2 separate regions of the Mus musculus genome follow, and region 2 is linked to region 1. A link is a loop called in an ENCODE intact Hi-C map of the cell type or tissue named here. Cell type or tissue: left cerebral cortex. All regions are shown on one strand. Links, peaks and the distances in the headings refer to the core of each region. The heading gives the core; the rest is flanking DNA.

Region 1 (8,327 bases), core at 56-8,055:
AAAAATTGAATTGAAGTGAGACTGAATTAATCTGGCCGGATGCAGAGCTAGAGGCCCAGGACATAAACCATCTTCTAAACTATCTGGATCCCCAGCCTTCCCTTGACACCTGTCATTAGTAACAGGAAATAGTAACTAATAGTGGCTCTCTGTAGAGTAGATGTAAATGACTCTGGCAACACCCGGAGCACGTGGGCCACACATTAGAAACTGCACCTCGGGTAGGACTTCCAACACGAGGAGAGCCAAGCTACTTCTCACAGTGACCAGGACCATGGCCGCAGCAGACTGAGCTCCAGGGTGTGGCTTCTGTTTCAGTAGCTAGTCTTCGGAAGCTTTTTAGTCCTTGTACTGAGGAAAAGCAGTTTCCAAAGGGGGTCTTACTATTTGATACCAGTTGGCATAAAATCCCTCACCCTGTGATGTTCTAAAGGCAGGGACATAAAACCGCTCAGGCTCACAGGTGGAGTGGAGGGCTGTGGGAATTGGAAACCAGTTGCAGAAGGTCAGCTGGATGGCCAACGGCTGTCATCATGTCTCCGCGTCTACAGCAAAACTTCTGCCACCTCGGGTTGAGCCACAAGCTACAGGAAGTCCTGCTTCCCGTAGGAGTAAAGTCAGCAATGATGGAATCAGGTGAGTACCAATTGATGTGTGAGCTGAGCAAAGTGCACAGGAAGGCCCTCGAGAACCCACCCAGTTCTGTTTAGCTTGCCGACGTTGGAGTAGGGAGATCTGAGGAGTGAGTGTGTGTGTGTGTGTGTGTGTGTGTGTGTGTGTGCATGCGCATGTGTCACGGCTGGTACCGCCAATGGAAACACATGGATACATGGCTGCCTTTTAGTGTTGAGCTTTCTGCTTTGCAGAGCACTTGTTGTGAACTCCCCTTGCCTTTCACTGTAAATGATGTGACCAGGGGGATGGGCGTGGTGGTGGGGGGGAGGTCCTATGGAGTCAACCCAGCAAATTGCTGTCTAAATTCGGAGACACTGAGATTAGATTTCAAAGCTGATGGAGGACAATGAAAAAACCAAGTCCCTTCCAATTATTCTGGTTTTTACTGGAAGAGCCGCCGAGTCCCAGGGCTTGTCCATTTTGGGTAATGTTTCAAACGGACAGGAGAGTGAACCCAAGACCGAGTGAGTGGGTTCTCTACTGGAGAAAGAAACACCATAGTCACAGCGGATGGTGTGTGTTTAGCAGGACTTGCTTGTGTGTGGCATGACTGATAGCAAGCTACTGCCACCGGCCTGTACATCAGTAGTGAAAGGGGGGGATGCACACTTGTCCTAGGGCTGTCTGCAAACCTCCCAGGACTAGACACGATCAGATCTGCCCTGCTCAAGAACGCGAAGGACCTAAACACCAGAGCACCTAAGAGGCTCTTGGTGCTGGTGGCATCTGGGACCCGACCTGGGAATGCTGGAACAGCCACTGGGGTGGTGGGTGATGCAATCCCCACGTGCACTCTATAGGCCAGAGCAGTAGATCCGTCTGTGACGCATGTGCAGACTGGAGCGGGGTGATCTCAGTACAGAGAGGGGGTGGGAGGGGAAAAGAGCCACTCGAGGTTTCAGTAATTCAATAATTTATTCCTCTAAAAAAGTGTGTAAAAGTATATAGCTCTCATCCACAAGGTATATATGAATGACATTTAAAATGGAGACCTTTGCCATTGATTCTCTTTTATCAAAGTCTTTAGTGTATTGAACCAGCACTGGGCTGTGGTTCTTAAATGAACGTCACATAGGTTTTGTATTTCTTTCCAATTGTCTGCTAGATATAAAAGAAGCGCACTGCAAAATGCTTGAAGGTAAAAGGAAACAAAAAGAAAAAAAAAAAGAAAAAGAAAATCAGAACTTCCCAAAAATGTACAGCTTTTACATTTTAAAAAAAAGGCTCTTGAGAGATACATACAGGCATGCCGGACCAGCCCTCCCGCCTCCCCTCCCGCCTCCCTTTTCAAACCATGGTAGGAGTTCTGATTTCTGCAGTTTTCTCAAAATAAAAAATAAAAAAAAAATAAAATAAAATAACTTCTCACTCTGTAGCAAATCCAGGGCTTGTACATTTCAGATTAATTCTGTAAAAAACTCACAGGTAAAATAATGCATATTTAGGGGAAATATTATACAGACTTTTGCACACAGAAGTACATAATAAGATTTCTTTAAATCTATTGCCATTCATTTATTTTTTGCACAAAAACGTATAAATATGTCACCAGCTTTTCTTAACTTAAAAAACTTAAATAAAAGACACCAGATGGAAACTACCCTTTGCTGCCTTCTTTTAAAACTTTTTATAGCTTTTTTTTCTGGTTTTTTTTGTGTTTTTTTTTTCCTTTTCACTTTTTCTGCGTAGAGTTGGGTTTCTAGGGAAGAAAAGCCCCTGCAGTAAAAACAGCCCATTTAAAAAAGAGAGAGAGAGAGAGAAATTCAAAGTTCTGGTGAACTCTGAGAGGAAGCAATCCCAAGTGGTAAAGATTACAAATATCTAGTTTACAGCCCGTCCTCCCCGAGGTGACTTTATACAAGTTTACATCTCCGTCATCTTACGCTCTTCAAAAGGCCTTGAGGATTTCCTCGCTGATAAGAAAAAATAGCACTGCGATATTTTAAGTCAATTTTACACTGTACACGTTAGATACAAACGGTTTGATATATCAGATTTTTTAAGCTATACATTGGAAAGCAACCCCCCCAGTTGGTGAGACAGAGAACAGTCACCCATGTACAAGTTATTTCTCTGCTTTCACATCCCCACCACATGTTAATATAATGTTTTAAACGTTAGATTATCTCAAGAAAAATACTTTTACAAAACCATATCAATTATTACATTTTTTTCCTTTTCTTTGTTAATAACCAGGACATGAAAGTCTCTTGGAAGAACTTAGTTTGCATGACTCTCCCACGGGAGCCGGGCTCAGTGCCGGGCCTGTCAGGAGGCTCTGGGAAGCCGGTCTACACCCACCACCCACAGACAGAAACATACGACATAAGGGCTAGAAACAGGGTTTCAAAGTCAACCCTAAGGTCTGGGACAGGGAGTCAAGAATACTTCAATCAGCTGCGAATGCTTTAAAAAGGCTTTTTTTTTTTTTTTTAAAGTCCCACATAGAGGCTCAGCTTCAAGTACTGATGTAACGGTTGAGTTGCACTATTTCTTTGAAACAATATTCCTATGGTCCAGAAAAAATTCACTGTGTTTGTAACTGGTTTCGTGAGCAAACACTTTGGTTGTGATATGTACACGAGTCCCTTTTGATCTAATGAAAGGAGAGACCTGGCTTTCTGTAAGAATTCTCTAGAAAAGGTATTTCCATGTGACTGTATAGAGAAGTGATGAAGGTCCTTGCCTCCAGCTCGGGGCTGAGCCTGACCATCTTCATATAGGGGTGCAACCTACACAGGCTGCAGCCACAGACTGTCTGACCGAGTCTACCACTAGGTGGCCTCCCCGCTTCTTCTCACTCCTTTCTTGGCTTCTAGGACAGAGGTATGTACTCAGAGAATCCTACGGTGGGTCTCAGTGGGCTTCAGCTACTGTACCTGGTCCTCAAGATTAGAAAAAACAAAGTCGCAAAAAAACTTACAACAAAATGAAAAATAAATAAACAGAATGCAGCTGTCCCCAGACCTCCTGTGTCTACACAGGTGTGCCATCAACTAAAACCCTCCTGACAGGCGGGGGAGGCAGAGGCCCCAGCACTAGATCCTGTCCTGGAGCTGGCTCTTAGTTGTGACACATCCCAGGTTATGAAGTATGGGAGACCCCCAGGCATCCACCATTGGCTAGAGGATTGCATTCAGAGGGCTGGACAGCCTGGTACTAAACAGAGGCTGAGAGCAGGCTCTTGTGCAAAAGGACGGTGTCTCTTCTCCTTGCCTCTTCAGCCACCAACAGCCGCCACTTCCCGGGGACTGCAGGCTGCACATATCACACATTGGCTCAAGTCACTGCTTATGGAAATTTCCAGGTCCTCGTGAGACACGTCAAGAAGTCACTGTGGCAATGAACACTGCAGGAGGAGCATGAGCCTGCTCAGAAGGCGTCACAGTGCGGGGTATAGGGAGTGCTCTAAAAAAGGCCGGGCATTTGCAGAGTGGAGCAGGCTCCCTGGCCAAGGCTGCAGGAGGAGCTGAGGCAGAGGGCAAGCGCTTCCCTTCCCGGTTAGAGCATGTTCATGATGGCATTGTACAGCTGCGTGAGCACCACGAAGTGGACGGGAAGGCAGGAAGTGCGGTCCTGGGTGGCTGGATTGCACGTGAGCCAGGATAGGGCGTTGTACTGCTCCAGCACAAACCTGCCAGGGAGAGCACAGAGGTCAGCTTCTGGGCCACAGGCTTGGGGTGTGTGGGGCCCACGTGGCCCACCCTGCGTCCCTGCACACCAGCATGGCCACCTCAGGGCCTCCAGGATCAGGAAGCCACTGAATGAAAACTGTTTCATGTTGGCTAGATGCCAAAATGAGAATATACTGATCATATTGAATTGTTCAGAATGTAATACTTTACTGACACTCGGCTTTCCAAGTTTCTCCATGTTATTCTGATGTGGTCACTGGAAAAAAATCAACAGGGATGGACAGGGCCTTGCTCTCTATGGCAGGTTAGCCTGATACTTTTGACCACAGCCTTAGTTGTCTGCCTGGGTGTGCATGGGTATCCTAGGTGTGCATGGTTGTACTTAACTTGCACAAGACCCTTGCTCTCTGTTCCATCAGAGACCCTGGGGGCCAAGTTGCTAGTGAGGCACCTGTCCATCGCCCATTTCCAAACCACAGTACATCAGAGAGCACCCAGAAAGGCTCAGCTCTCAAGGCACAGGATAGCTTCTGTCTGCTTGTTGTTTTGAAGATCCAGTCTTGGGTCTGGGGCAATATCTCAGCTAGTGACAGAAAGGCTGAGTGTGTGCCCCAGAACCCGTGTAAAGCAGTGAGCAACAGTGCACACTATAATCCAATAGCAGGAGGAGGGAAGGGGAGAGGAGGTGGACACAGGCCAATCTCAGGAGCACGGTGAGAGACAGGAAGAGACTGGCTGGCATCTGGCACGTGCATCCACATGCACACACATGCACATCCACACAGTGTCTCCGGAGCTCAGGCTGGACTCTGGGCTTGAACTCAGTAAGTAAGTAAGGATGACTTTCAACTCCTGGTTCTTTAGCCTTCTCTTTCAAGTTCTGGGATTACAGGCATGCACCATTAAATTTTATGCCCTGATGAAAACAGTGAAACAGAGTCCGTGCATCTGAGGTGCATTCCATAACAAAGAATTAGTGCTCTAGTCAATCGAACATACTTATCTGTGGCAGAGAAGGTCAAACTGAGTTTTCCATGCAGAGCCACTCCCAGGCTCTGCTCCCTAACCTTTGTTCTTCTGCCCAGGGCTGACACCTGCATCACCTCTTTGGAATAGGAAATGAAGTGTCCCTGCACCTCCTGTGTGGTGAACTGAGTGCACACACTGTGTGTCCCTGCACCGTGGGGAGAAGTGGACTCTGCTGCTCTGCACAAGCAGCAGTGTCTCTGAGCACCACCCTGTCCTGCACTCCTCAGGGGCAAGGAGGAAGGAGCGCCACTTTCCCACTCAGTCAGAGCTACCTTAGAACGTCAGATGTGGTCTTGGAGTCCAGAGGGTGTGGAGCCCGCTGAGAGGTCCTGGCAGGAAGGAGCTCATCGGTCTGCGCTACAGAGATGTGGTGATGCAGGGAAGCCTGGGGAAAGACCCGAGAACTTTGTTTCTTTCCAGGTGCAGAGCAGCACAGTGGAGAATGAGCGCGGCCCCAGCCCAGGCTCCGGCTCCTCAGTCATGCAGAGGCAGGCTGCTGTGTGCCTGAGTCCCAACTGCTGAGTCATCTCCTGGGACACACTACTGTCCTAGAGGTAAGCTCAACACTAGTTTCAGGGGCCTCTCTTTCTGGTCTAACCGACTTCATTTTGCTTCTTGAGAAAACAAGCTGACTGGTGTGTGTGCACTCAACAGCACACACGTGAGGTCAGAAGACAGCCTGGCGCACTGATCCCTGCCACCAGACGCACCCGGCCGGGGCTTGGGGGCTCTCTGACTGACTGGGCCATCTCACCAGCATACCTTGCTTCTAACACAACAGTCGAGCACATGAAACAGCAGTTCCTATGTAGTGCTGTATGCCCTGCCACCAAAGCTGGGACAGTGGCCACTATTTGTCACTTTCTTTTCAGTATTTTACCTTTGAAATATTTTAAAACAAACCAAATACTCTATCATTTCTCTTGTAAATTTAGGAAGTAATGCTTACAGATGAGAACCTTTAAGAACTGTATCGCGCGCGCACACTGAATGTGATTCCTTTGTATCAGCTAATGGGCTATATAGTCAAGTCTCTCTGATGTTCTCAAAACTTTCTCTTCCGTCCTCCAGCTATGGGCTAAGCTGCCGTGAGGGGTGTCGAGGCTCTGCAGTCTAGATGTGGCTCTTCATACTGTGGGGCTTCTCAACCCCTCTACCCTTCAGACCCCTCACAATCCCTACTGTCTGATCTGGAGATTTAATTGCAGGTGCACCTCCAGGGTGGGCAGGCAGAGGACCTCGAGGACAGGCAGGCAGGCGCATTCCACAAGGTGGGCACATAATCAGAGGACACAGAGGCGCTGACTGTCTGCTGTCCCAATACAGACAGAGACTAACCTCCACGAAGGAAACGGCCATTTCCTTCATGCTCAGCTGTCAGGTGAGCAAGGCGCTCCATCACAGCGTTCCGTGCCCGCCTGTGCCTGGTATCTCTGAGTAGAGTGACACACTACCGCCTGTTTGTCACCTCCTGTTTGGATACGACCCTAACAGTCCTGGGGACTCTCCCTGCTCTGCTGACTGACTAGGTGTCCCTCCTACACTGGAGTATTTCCCACAGGTTACTCCATGTCCCCTCCATGCCACACAAGAGTGGCTCACAGCTCTGCCCACTGAGACGACACCAGTGCTGCAGAGCTGGCTCAGCTGGCCCTTACTCACAGCACGGCATGCCGCTTCCCCTCATCTCTTGCTCCCGTCACTGGGCTGGCTTACTCTGTGGCAGGGTTGCTGTGCCCTTCAGCCTTGTTTCAGCTCACAAGTCATATGACCTCCCACCTCAGCCACCTTCACAGCCAGGCATGGGCATGATAAGTACCTACATCATTTCTCACATCTGCCAGCATCCAATGGCTGGAGGTGGGTATGCTGTGCCACAGGGGGAGCTCAGGGCTGTCATCACTCAGTTGACTCCCTTATAAGAGTCCTCTCCCCATGGCTCCCACCATGGTATACTCTCAAACCTCTCTCTCTTTCTGCCAAAAATGAGAAATGGATGCCCTCTGAGGCTCCTTTACACTCTGCACGTGTGGGCCTTGTTTTAAGGGCACAATCAATAAAAGCCATACAAGGAGGAAAACGCACAGATGTGAAAGGTTTGAATGGCCCTGGCTCTGCTCTATGGAGGACGGCTCCAGTATGCAGCCAGGTAGGACTGTGCTGTGGCTTCCTGGCAGTCATCAGTACCGACTAGGAGAGTCAGGTTGTGTGAACTCACTTCTTGACAGCAAGTCGGGGTCCCTTTTCTGAAGTCCACTCTTCTGTAACTAAAACCTCCTCAGACTTTAAGTGACAAGTGACACAGGAGCACAAAGAGCCTGGGTCAGCGAAGAGGAGATTTCTAGCTCCAACCAAATGAAAACACATGCCAGAGACTTGTCTTAAACCCCAGCGTGCATCTACCAACCTTCAGGAAGAGTGGGCACTGGTTCCGGGCCTGGGGGCACGATGACCAAAACCACTGCGGGAGGTTCTCCGCTTTGGCAGTGGACACAAAATACCCAAGGGCCAGGGGCTGCTGCTTGAGTTCCTCTGGAGCCTCCCGAGACAGAAGCCGCTCTCCCTGGCTCTGAAAAACAAGGCCCAAAGCACAATGAGCATCACCAGGCACTAACAGCAGCTTTCATCTTGACTATGCACACTAGTGACAGTCCCCTGCCTGCAGTACCTCCCACCAAAGCCCTTGGGGACTAAGCAATGTGACCTGGAATACACAGGTCTCTGCAGTGAAGTCAGGCATCTGACAAACACTATCGACCAGACAAAGGTTTTGGAAAAATGGATACAGTGATCCCAGAAGCACAAGGCACCCGCTCTGGAGCTGTGTGTCACTGCATGCTGAGATGGAAGACCCCAGCATCCTCAGGGGCATCTAGGACCCCTAGAGTGCACCTGCTCTCCATCATCACCTTCCCTGGATTAGAACTGAGCACCACAGCTCAGAGTCTGCAGGGAGCAATGCTCCTGCCACCCTGTGTGCTCGCTGTG
Region 2 (8,327 bases), core at 258-8,257, 1.4 Mb before region 1:
GGGAAACATCTCTGAAAACATGAGCTTGAAAATATATAGTTTCTCAACTGTGCAAAAACATAAGGATGCTCTTGAAAAACCAACATATGTGTGTGTATACATATATATGTATTATATATATACATGGATTGTGTAAGGAGCAATATGAATTGTGTAAGGAGCTTCACAGATCTAAAGCAACAGGGGCAGCTGCACTATGAGCCAGCTTGTCAGGAAGATATAAAGGTAGGCAGATACAAAGGTAGGCAGGTTCCTGAGTTTAGAGTCAGCCTGGGACATAGGGAGTTTAGGCCCAGGTCTAGGCCCAGGCCCAGGCCCAAGTGTGGTAGGAATGGTAATTCCAGAGCAGGGTATCACCCAGCTATCTTATTGCCCGTGCTTGTGCTGGCTGTCTCTAAGAATCAGGGGGCTGGGATCATGGGAGGCTGGGATTCTGAGAGGCTGATTCATGGGATAATCAAAAGGGAACCTCGGGTAATGAGCAAATTGATATATATAAAAAACTGGGCTTTGATTTGCAAGAGATGAGATTTTAGAATTGCAAAAAAAGTTGTCTTGATAAAAAAGCTATCTGGAGATCAGAGAAAGCAGAACATAGAACAATCTGGAAAGCTATCTTGGGCAGAACATAGGCTGTCAGTTTGTAACTTGTAATTTGACTGAGTCGTTTGTTTCTCCGCTCCCTGATACCCCTTCTCTCGGGAACCCCTCTCCAAGCCCAGGCTGGTCCTTGGCACTTTTCTTAGCCCATGTCACCAGAAAGTGTCACACAAATTGTCCTTTGTATGTCTGTGCCAAGTATATGGTACTTGTGCCCATCAGGCCAAGGCCAGGCAAAGGCCAGAAGGCACAGCACTCCCGGGACTCACACTCACCTTCAGGGTCCTCTCTGGCTGGCTCCTCCTCACTCTCCTGCCCAGAGTCAGAGTTGGAGTCGGAGTCGAAGTTCAGATAGTCACTTGATGCCTTGGTTTTTGCTTTTGGGAGCTTGGCCTCCAAAGCGTCGTTTGCCCACGTGGCCACTTGGGTCCTCTTCTGATGAATTGACAGGAACTCCTGGAACTTGGCATCTTCCTTCAGCTGTGGCAGGTGGAAGAGGCAGGAGGAGGGACAGGAGGAGGGAGATGAGGCAGCGCTTCAGGAGGCTCGGTGTTCCAGCCCTCCTCCCTCTCAGTGCTCACAGGCCTCCTCCTTCTTCAGCCACACAACACTCACCCTCCTCCCTCTCTACCCACAGAATACTCACCTTCTCCAGGTCACTGGGCCCTTTTTTCTTCTTGTCCTGAAAGTAGAAGGCAGACGGGCTCACGCCGATGCTGGGCGTACCCACCTTCCAAAACCATCCTAAATATACTCCCAACTCCTTCCCAGCCAGAGACCACCCTGCCATCACTGGGCACAGGGCTGGGGGTACTGCCTACATACCTTTTTAGTGTCTGAGGGAACGGAGTCTTGCGACGGCTGCTTGGGCTGACTTGACTTCTGGGCATGCTTGCTCCAAGCTCGGGGCTTCGATGGGTCTCCAAAGGACTTGCAGAATTCGACCTGCATGGGAAAGAGAGCTGGCTTCCACAGCTGCTGAGGTCCCTAGGCACGTGTGCATCCCCTTCAGCACAGGAGTATGGGTTTCCCAGAGTGCAGTGGTCGCTGACCTGCTATCTGCTTTAAAGCGAATCACTTTCATTCCCAGCCTAGACACTGCCCCCCAAAAAGTCATGCTGCCATTTACAGAAGACTAATTCTGTCTCCCAGGCCATCCAGAAGAACGTGACAGGAAATGCTATTGTCCCCTGGGAGTCAGCCCCTGCCTAGTACAGGGCAACAGGGAGCAATGGCCACAAGTCAGGTGACTATTTACCACAAGGCAAGTTCAGTTACAGCAGAAAACAAGCCCAGGGTACCAGGGACAGTTGGGTGACCAGAGGAGTGTGGAAGAACGCCTGGGACCACACATGAACTGATTCATCCCTCTGTTCTGGTAACTCCACTACATCCTCTGAGGCAGCCTTTGGGAGGGCACTCCCACAAGCCATGCCCAGATGGTCTAGGCTGTTGCTGGTCAGCAAACTGCTTTCTCCTAGGGATGGATGCCCCTGTAGAAGTAACTGCGCCTACCAGTTCTATCACACTTATCACTCGTGGTCAGGGTACAAAGGTCAAACAACGTAAAAGAGTGAAGAGTTAAAAAGTACTTTAATAATTCAGAAACTCGGGGAGGGCCCAGTGAGCAGTGGGCCGACTCTCAGGCAACGATGCTCAAGCACTTGAAAGCCTGGGTAGTCCTGAGGTAAGGCAAACTCTACGGTGGGCAGGATGAGACTCGCTCAGACTCACGGTGATCCGGGTCGTGTCAATAAAGCTCCGGTGGAAATGGTTCAGTGCTGCCTGGGCCTCCTCCTCCGACTTGAAACCTATGAAGCCGAACTTTCGGAACTTGCCGTCTTTGGTGAACTTGAGGCTGCAGTCGGTCAGTGTGCCAAAGGCGGCAAACAGCTGCCGGAATCGCTCCTCCTTCATCTAGAGCAGAAGGATATAATGAGAGAGAGGAGGGAGAAGGGTCCCTGGAGCCAAGAGACAAATAACCTAGAGGGCCTGGAGGGAATCCTGAGATGAGCAGGTGACAGACCTTGACTTTTTTAAGGGTGGCCAGGTCCTGGCTCAGAGCCTGACACCCGCTGAGCACCCCTGAGCAGGCCATTCAGTTCTTTAATAAGGAAATGGAACTTCAAGGCACCTCAATTGGTCTCTTCTCTTTCTTGCCCTGTCCCCGTTGAGGAAGACATCAATTACAACTTCCATCCTGAGGCTGCCACAACAAACAAGATACCCAACAGAGGCTTGTCCAAATAAACAAAGACAAGGGAAGCTGTGTAAACGTTTGCTTACCTTGGGAGCCAGCGAATAATGGAGCCCATTAAAGATGCCCACACCCTGGTCCCCAGCACCTGGGGTTGCACTGTAGAACAATTACAATGGGGAGTGCAGCCCCATTGGGCCTCAAACTAGAGATCTGCCTGCCTCACTTCCCAGCCCCAGCAGGGGTGTCCCATTGCACCCAGATATTTCAAAAGAGATATTTTTTCAGGTGTGTTTTAAAACCTGGTGATAAGGCCAGGCGTGGTCAAGCACACCTTTAATCCTAGCACTCTGGAGGCAGAGGCAGGCAGATTTCTTTAGTTTGGGGCCAGCCTGGTCTACATAAATGTTAAGTTCCAGGACAGCCAGGGCTACTAAATGAGATCCCGTGTCAGAAAAGGACAGAAACCCTGAGATGAGGCTAGGTATGGTGGGGAGGCAGAAGCAGGTGTTCAAGGTCAGCCAGGGCTACAGATTTAAGAGTCTGTTTTTTTAAAAAAGCATCCCCCAAAACAACAAACAAAATCCCAAATAGGGGAGATCATCTTGGGTCTCCCTTTTGGGGGGGATGCATATGATATCCCACATACCAGATATTTACGTTATATTCATAATGAGAAAATTACAGTTATGCAGTAGCAACAAAATAACTTCATGACTAGGGGGTCACAACAGGAGGAACTGTATTAAAGGGGGGCACAGCATTTGGAAGGTTGAGGACTGCTGTTCTGGGGGGCACATGGTCCCAACAACAACAAAACAAATTTAATTAATTTATTTATTTTTAGCCACATCATCTTGCTATGTAACCCAGGCTGGCCTTGAACTCGCCACCCTCTGCCTATGGAAAGCTGACAACAGGTGTATGCACCACCACACTTGGCTTTGAAGTCTAATCTTGCTCTGTGATGGTGAACCAGTAAGCATTCTCTAGTCTGTTCCCTGTTGTGACACACATCAAGGATACAAAGCAATTTGGGGGGCGTGGGCTGGAGAGATGGCTCAGCAGTTAAGAGCACTGACTGCTCTTCCAAAGGTCTTGACTTCAAATCCCAGCAACCACATGGTGGCTCACAACCATCTGTAATGGGATCTGACGCCCTCTTCTGGTGTGTCTGAAGACAGCTACAGTGTACTTACACATAATAAAAAAATAAATCTTTTAAAAACAAACAAAAAAACCAAAGCAATTTGGGGAGGAAGACCATTGATTTGGCTTATGGGTCTCCATCACAGTCCGCCATCCAGGGAAGTCGAGGCAAGAACCGACGCAGACTTACTTGCCCCGCCAACATCTGTACACAGCCCAGGGACACTTGCCGAGGCGTGACAGCACCCACAGGGGGCTGGAACCTCCCACACCCATCACTCCTCAGAGCACCACAGGCTGGTCCACAGGCATATGGACGCAATAACATCCAATGAAGTTCCCTCTCCGTAAGTGACTCCGGTCTGGGTCAAACTGACCCAAACTGCCCAGCACAACATGGAAGGATCCTCAGAATGCTCGGAAGCCACTTTGCGGCTTGCTGAGCCCTCAGGACAGGGTGCCGCCTCCTTGGATTCCGGACCTCCCCAGTCCTGTCCCTGACTTAGAACCCCTCCATCCTTCACCCTCCATTCCCGGACCTCTGCTTCCACTTCCGGGCCCCATCCCCGGCTCCCGCTCACCCCATTCGGGAGGTTCTTCACGATCAGACGCGACATGGCTCTCAGGTTCCCTTCGCTTTTCAGACTCACGACCCCGGCGACAGCGACTTCCCACAACTTTCACGCCGCCACACTGGGCGCCGCCATTTTTAGCGAGTCACGTGGCCCCCGCCGCGTTCCATCCGGAAGTGGGTGTGGCCTCACGGGAGACTCTCTCCGGGGAAAGTCCCACCCACAAGGCGGGGTTGGCGGGGACGGGGGAAAGGCCCGAGCGCTCGCGTTTTCTCCGCCAGGTCTTGGGGCCTCTAAATCCCCGCAAGGAAGGCAGGAGGCGCTGATGTCCAACCCCCTCGGGATGACAGGCTTCTGGGAAAGAGCAGAGAGCCTAGAAAAAAAAAATTGTTTTAAAGGTAAAGGCAAGCGGATCTCCGAGTTCCAGGATAGCTAGGGCTGCACAGAGAACCCCCGTTACAAAAATAAAATTATAAAGGTTTATTTATTGTGTAAAGGCGTTGAACTCAGAAACCCTCCCGCCTCTGCCTCCCAAGTGCTGAGATTAAAGGTGTGCGCCACCACTGCTCAAATAGATTTTCTTCTTCTAAAAGACATTTTGCTCCATCTCCCCATATCCTTTCTTGTTACTGTTGGCAGCTTTATTGAGATACAGTCCAGGTGCCACACAATTTGCCCACTTAAAGTGGACAACTCCAGTTGGCAAGATGGCTCGTCAGATAAAGGCACTTGTGGGCAAGCCTGACAGCCTGAGATTTCCCTCCCCCCAACCCCCCAACCTTGGTTCTTCGTAGTGGGAGGAGAGAACCAATCTTAGAACATTTTTTATTGAAAAAAAAAAATGCAGCTAGGCAGTGATGGCGCTCGCCTTTAATCCCAGCGCTCAGGAGACAGAGGCAGGCAGATCTCTGAGTTAAGGCCAGTCTGGTCTACAGAGCTAGTTCCAGGACAGCCAAGGCTAAACCATTTTTTTCAGATAATTTATATAGATATTTTTAAAGATTTATTTATTATTATATGTAAGTACACTGTAGCTGTCTTCAGACACACCAGAAGAGGGAGTCAGATCTTGTTACGGATGGTTGTGAGCCACCATGTGGTTGCTAGGATTTGAACTCTGGACCTTCGGAAGAGCAGTCGGGTGCTCATACCCACTGAGCCATCTCACCAGCCCCCAGATAATATATTTTGATCATGGCTTCCCCGTCCCACCAGCTCCTTCCTGCCTCCCCACCAACCCAGCCCCCAGTCCTTTTGTTCTCTTTAGAAAGAAAACAGGCAAACAAAACAAACAAAAATGAAGGAGAAGGAGAAGAAGAGAATGAAAGAGAGACCACAAGAAACACCCCACACAGTCAGAAACCATTATATACAAGCAAAAGACCAGTCACCAACTTCCCGCCTTCTAGGAACCTAGAATCTATCTGGCATCTCTATGGATGTGTTACTTTCTTGGCTGATTTTTCTCTTCACATATTGTTTTCAAGGTTAATCCATGTCTCTGCATGAATCATCCTTCACTCGTTACCCCTCCCCACACACACACACACACACAAGTGTCAAATGTCGGACTCCAGTATGTTTGTGTATCCAACCATCTGTCTAAGGCATCTGGGTGGATGTACCCCATGGCTATTGATAGTAACATTGCTGAGAACGTCTGTGTTCGTGCCTGTCTCTACGTGGACATGTGTCTTCATTCCTCGCCGGCACAGTCCTAGGTTGGGGTCCCCCCCAGGTCTTTAGGAACTGGGTTTTTTTTTTTTTTTTTTTTTTTTTTCCGAGACAGGGTTTCTCTGTATAGCCCTGGCTGTCTTGGAACTCACTTTGTAGACCAGGCTGACCTCGAACTCAGAAATCCGGCTGCCTCTGCCTCCCAAGTGCTGGGATTAAAGGCGTGCGCCACCACCGCCCGGCCTTTAGGAACTTTTAATCAAATAGTTTTGCAAACTGTCTGCATTATTATGTTTTTCTGAAGGTTGCGTATGAAAAGGTTCATTTCCCGTCCTTCCGTTCTCATTGGTTCTTTTTAAATTACGCCCGCCTCACTGTCTGTTACTGCATATTTGATTGGCCGGAGCGGGTAGCCATCTTTGTCTCTGAACCCACTCCATCCCTGAGCTCCAAGACCAGCTCAAGCACAAAGCCCTAACCAGCATCTTCCTCTATGAGCTCCAGATGCAAGGAGCTCACGTGTCCAACAGAGCTGCAGAGCTGCACCAAGCACACAGAATTTACCGCTGGTGCCCAGAGGGAGAGGCACCTTCAGGAAAGTTCTTGCTGGGATCAGAGGTAGCAGCGGTGGTAGCTCGTGCTTGGAGCCCCAGTGCTAAGGAGGCAGAAGGCAGAGAAAGGTGTATCCTTGGGGTTTGCTGGAGACCTGGACTATCTAGTGAGCTCCAGGATAGGAGGGACCTTGTCTCAAAGGAGATTGGCCATATTCCTGAGGATGACATCTGGGTTTGTCTTCTGGTTTCCACATACATATGCATGCACACACTCTCCCGTGTGTGTGTGTGTGTGTGTGTGTGTGTGTGTGTGTGTGTGTGTGTGTGTATGTGTGTGTGTATACATATATACAACCATCTGTAAATGGGATCCGATGCCCTCTTCTGTTGTGTCTGAAGACAGCTACAGTGTACCCATATACATAAAATAAATAAAATCTAAAAAAAAAAAGGGGGGGGGGATGGCCCTTCCTAAAAGATGCCCCTCTCCTGGTCTTCTAGTACCTGTGGGAAAGGGTCCTTGACCTTGTCACAAGCATGGAAACATGACATCAGCTTGGATGATCTGGGTGGCCTTAGGTCTACTTACCGACAAGTGACCTTCAGCGGGAAGATAGAGATGAGACTGGATGTCACCTAAGACAGGCATGGCAGCCCCAGACTGTGGGCCAGGCATGCACAGAAGGGGCATGATCCTGAAGACAACTTAATCTCGGTCTTAATCACTGGAGACCTAGAGACACTAACTCTCTCATGGAATAATTTGTTATTCTAGCACAGAAAGAAATATAGATGGGCCCTGGTATAGTGGTCATGTCTTTAATCCCAGCACTTGGGAGACAGAGCCAGGAGGATCTCTGTGAACTGGGGGCCAGCCTGGTGTACAGGGTGAGTTCCAGGCCAGCCAGGGGTAAATAGTGAAATAGTCCCCTCCTCCATAAACCAGGCTCTGAAGGGCAGAGGACAGTGGAGCAGGGGCCACGGAAGAAGCTGGGTCGGTGTTCCAGGAGCTGTGGTAGTAGAGAGAAAGGGTCATCACAGAGCTATGGAAGGGTCTGTGGCTGGTTTAAGTGCATTTTCCAGGGTAACACTGGGAACAACTGTCTCAGTCATTGCTCTATTGCTGTGAAGAGACACCGTGACCAAGGCAACCCTGGTAAAGAGAAAGCATTTGATTGGTGACTTGTTTACAGTTTCAGAGGTTTAGTCCTTAACGATCATGGGGCGAGAATGTCGGCAGATAGGCAGGCAGGATGATGAAGAAGTACCTGAGAGCTTCATCCTGGTCCACAGGTGGAGGAGGGGGAAGGAAAGGCAGGAGGGAGGGGAGAGGAGAAGAGAGGGAGGGGAGGAGTGGGGAGACCAAGTCTACCCTGGGCTTTTGAAACCTCAGAGCTGGATCCCAGAGACATACCTCCTCCAAGGCCACGTTTATTCCAACCGGGACTAAACAAATATATGAATCCATGGGGGCCATTCTCATTCAACCCACAATGCTGACCAAGGACAGGGGTCCGTGTAGATAGAACACAGGACCTGGCAAAGAAGCCAAGATGGTTGACTAGGGACTAGATACTAGAG

What was found. Peaks named below come from ENCODE experiments on the same cell type or tissue, not always from the same donor. Only the 100,000 strongest peaks of a DNase experiment are listed, where the experiment ranks them.
Region 2: it touches region 1 in a loop (5-fold over the local background); 8 of 42 quality-filtered maps call a loop at or near these places.

Annotation. Positions count from the first base shown.
Region 1 is chr5:118,758,683-118,767,009 of GRCm38, reverse strand. It overlaps Med13l (mediator complex subunit 13-like), which reads right to left. Exons shown (of 31, transcript NM_172424.4): 29 at 7,747-7,908; 30 at 5,612-5,724; 31 at 1,572-4,309. The coding sequence ends at 4,177. Among named protein-coding and RNA genes, the nearest start is that of Gm42015, 80 kb to the left of the region's middle. In left cerebral cortex, for the core only: a CTCF peak has its summit at 3,456 (motif pointing right); DNase peaks (open chromatin) are centred at 2,940, 3,461, 4,002, 5,748 and 1 more place; H3K27ac peaks cover 1,049 bases.
Region 2 is chr5:120,112,850-120,121,176 of GRCm38, reverse strand. It overlaps Rbm19 (RNA binding motif protein 19), which reads right to left and starts at 4,664. Exons shown (of 24, transcript NM_028762.1): 1 at 4,528-4,664; 2 at 2,335-2,517; 3 at 1,426-1,545; 4 at 1,247-1,282; 5 at 876-1,080. The coding sequence starts at 4,563. Gm10390 (predicted gene 10390) reads left to right here. Exons shown (of 3, transcript NR_045793.1): 3 at 1-81. In left cerebral cortex, for the core only: CTCF peaks have their summits at 3,971 (motif pointing left) and 4,839; DNase peaks (open chromatin) are centred at 4,221 and 4,731; H3K4me3 peaks cover 1,312 bases; H3K27ac peaks cover 504 bases.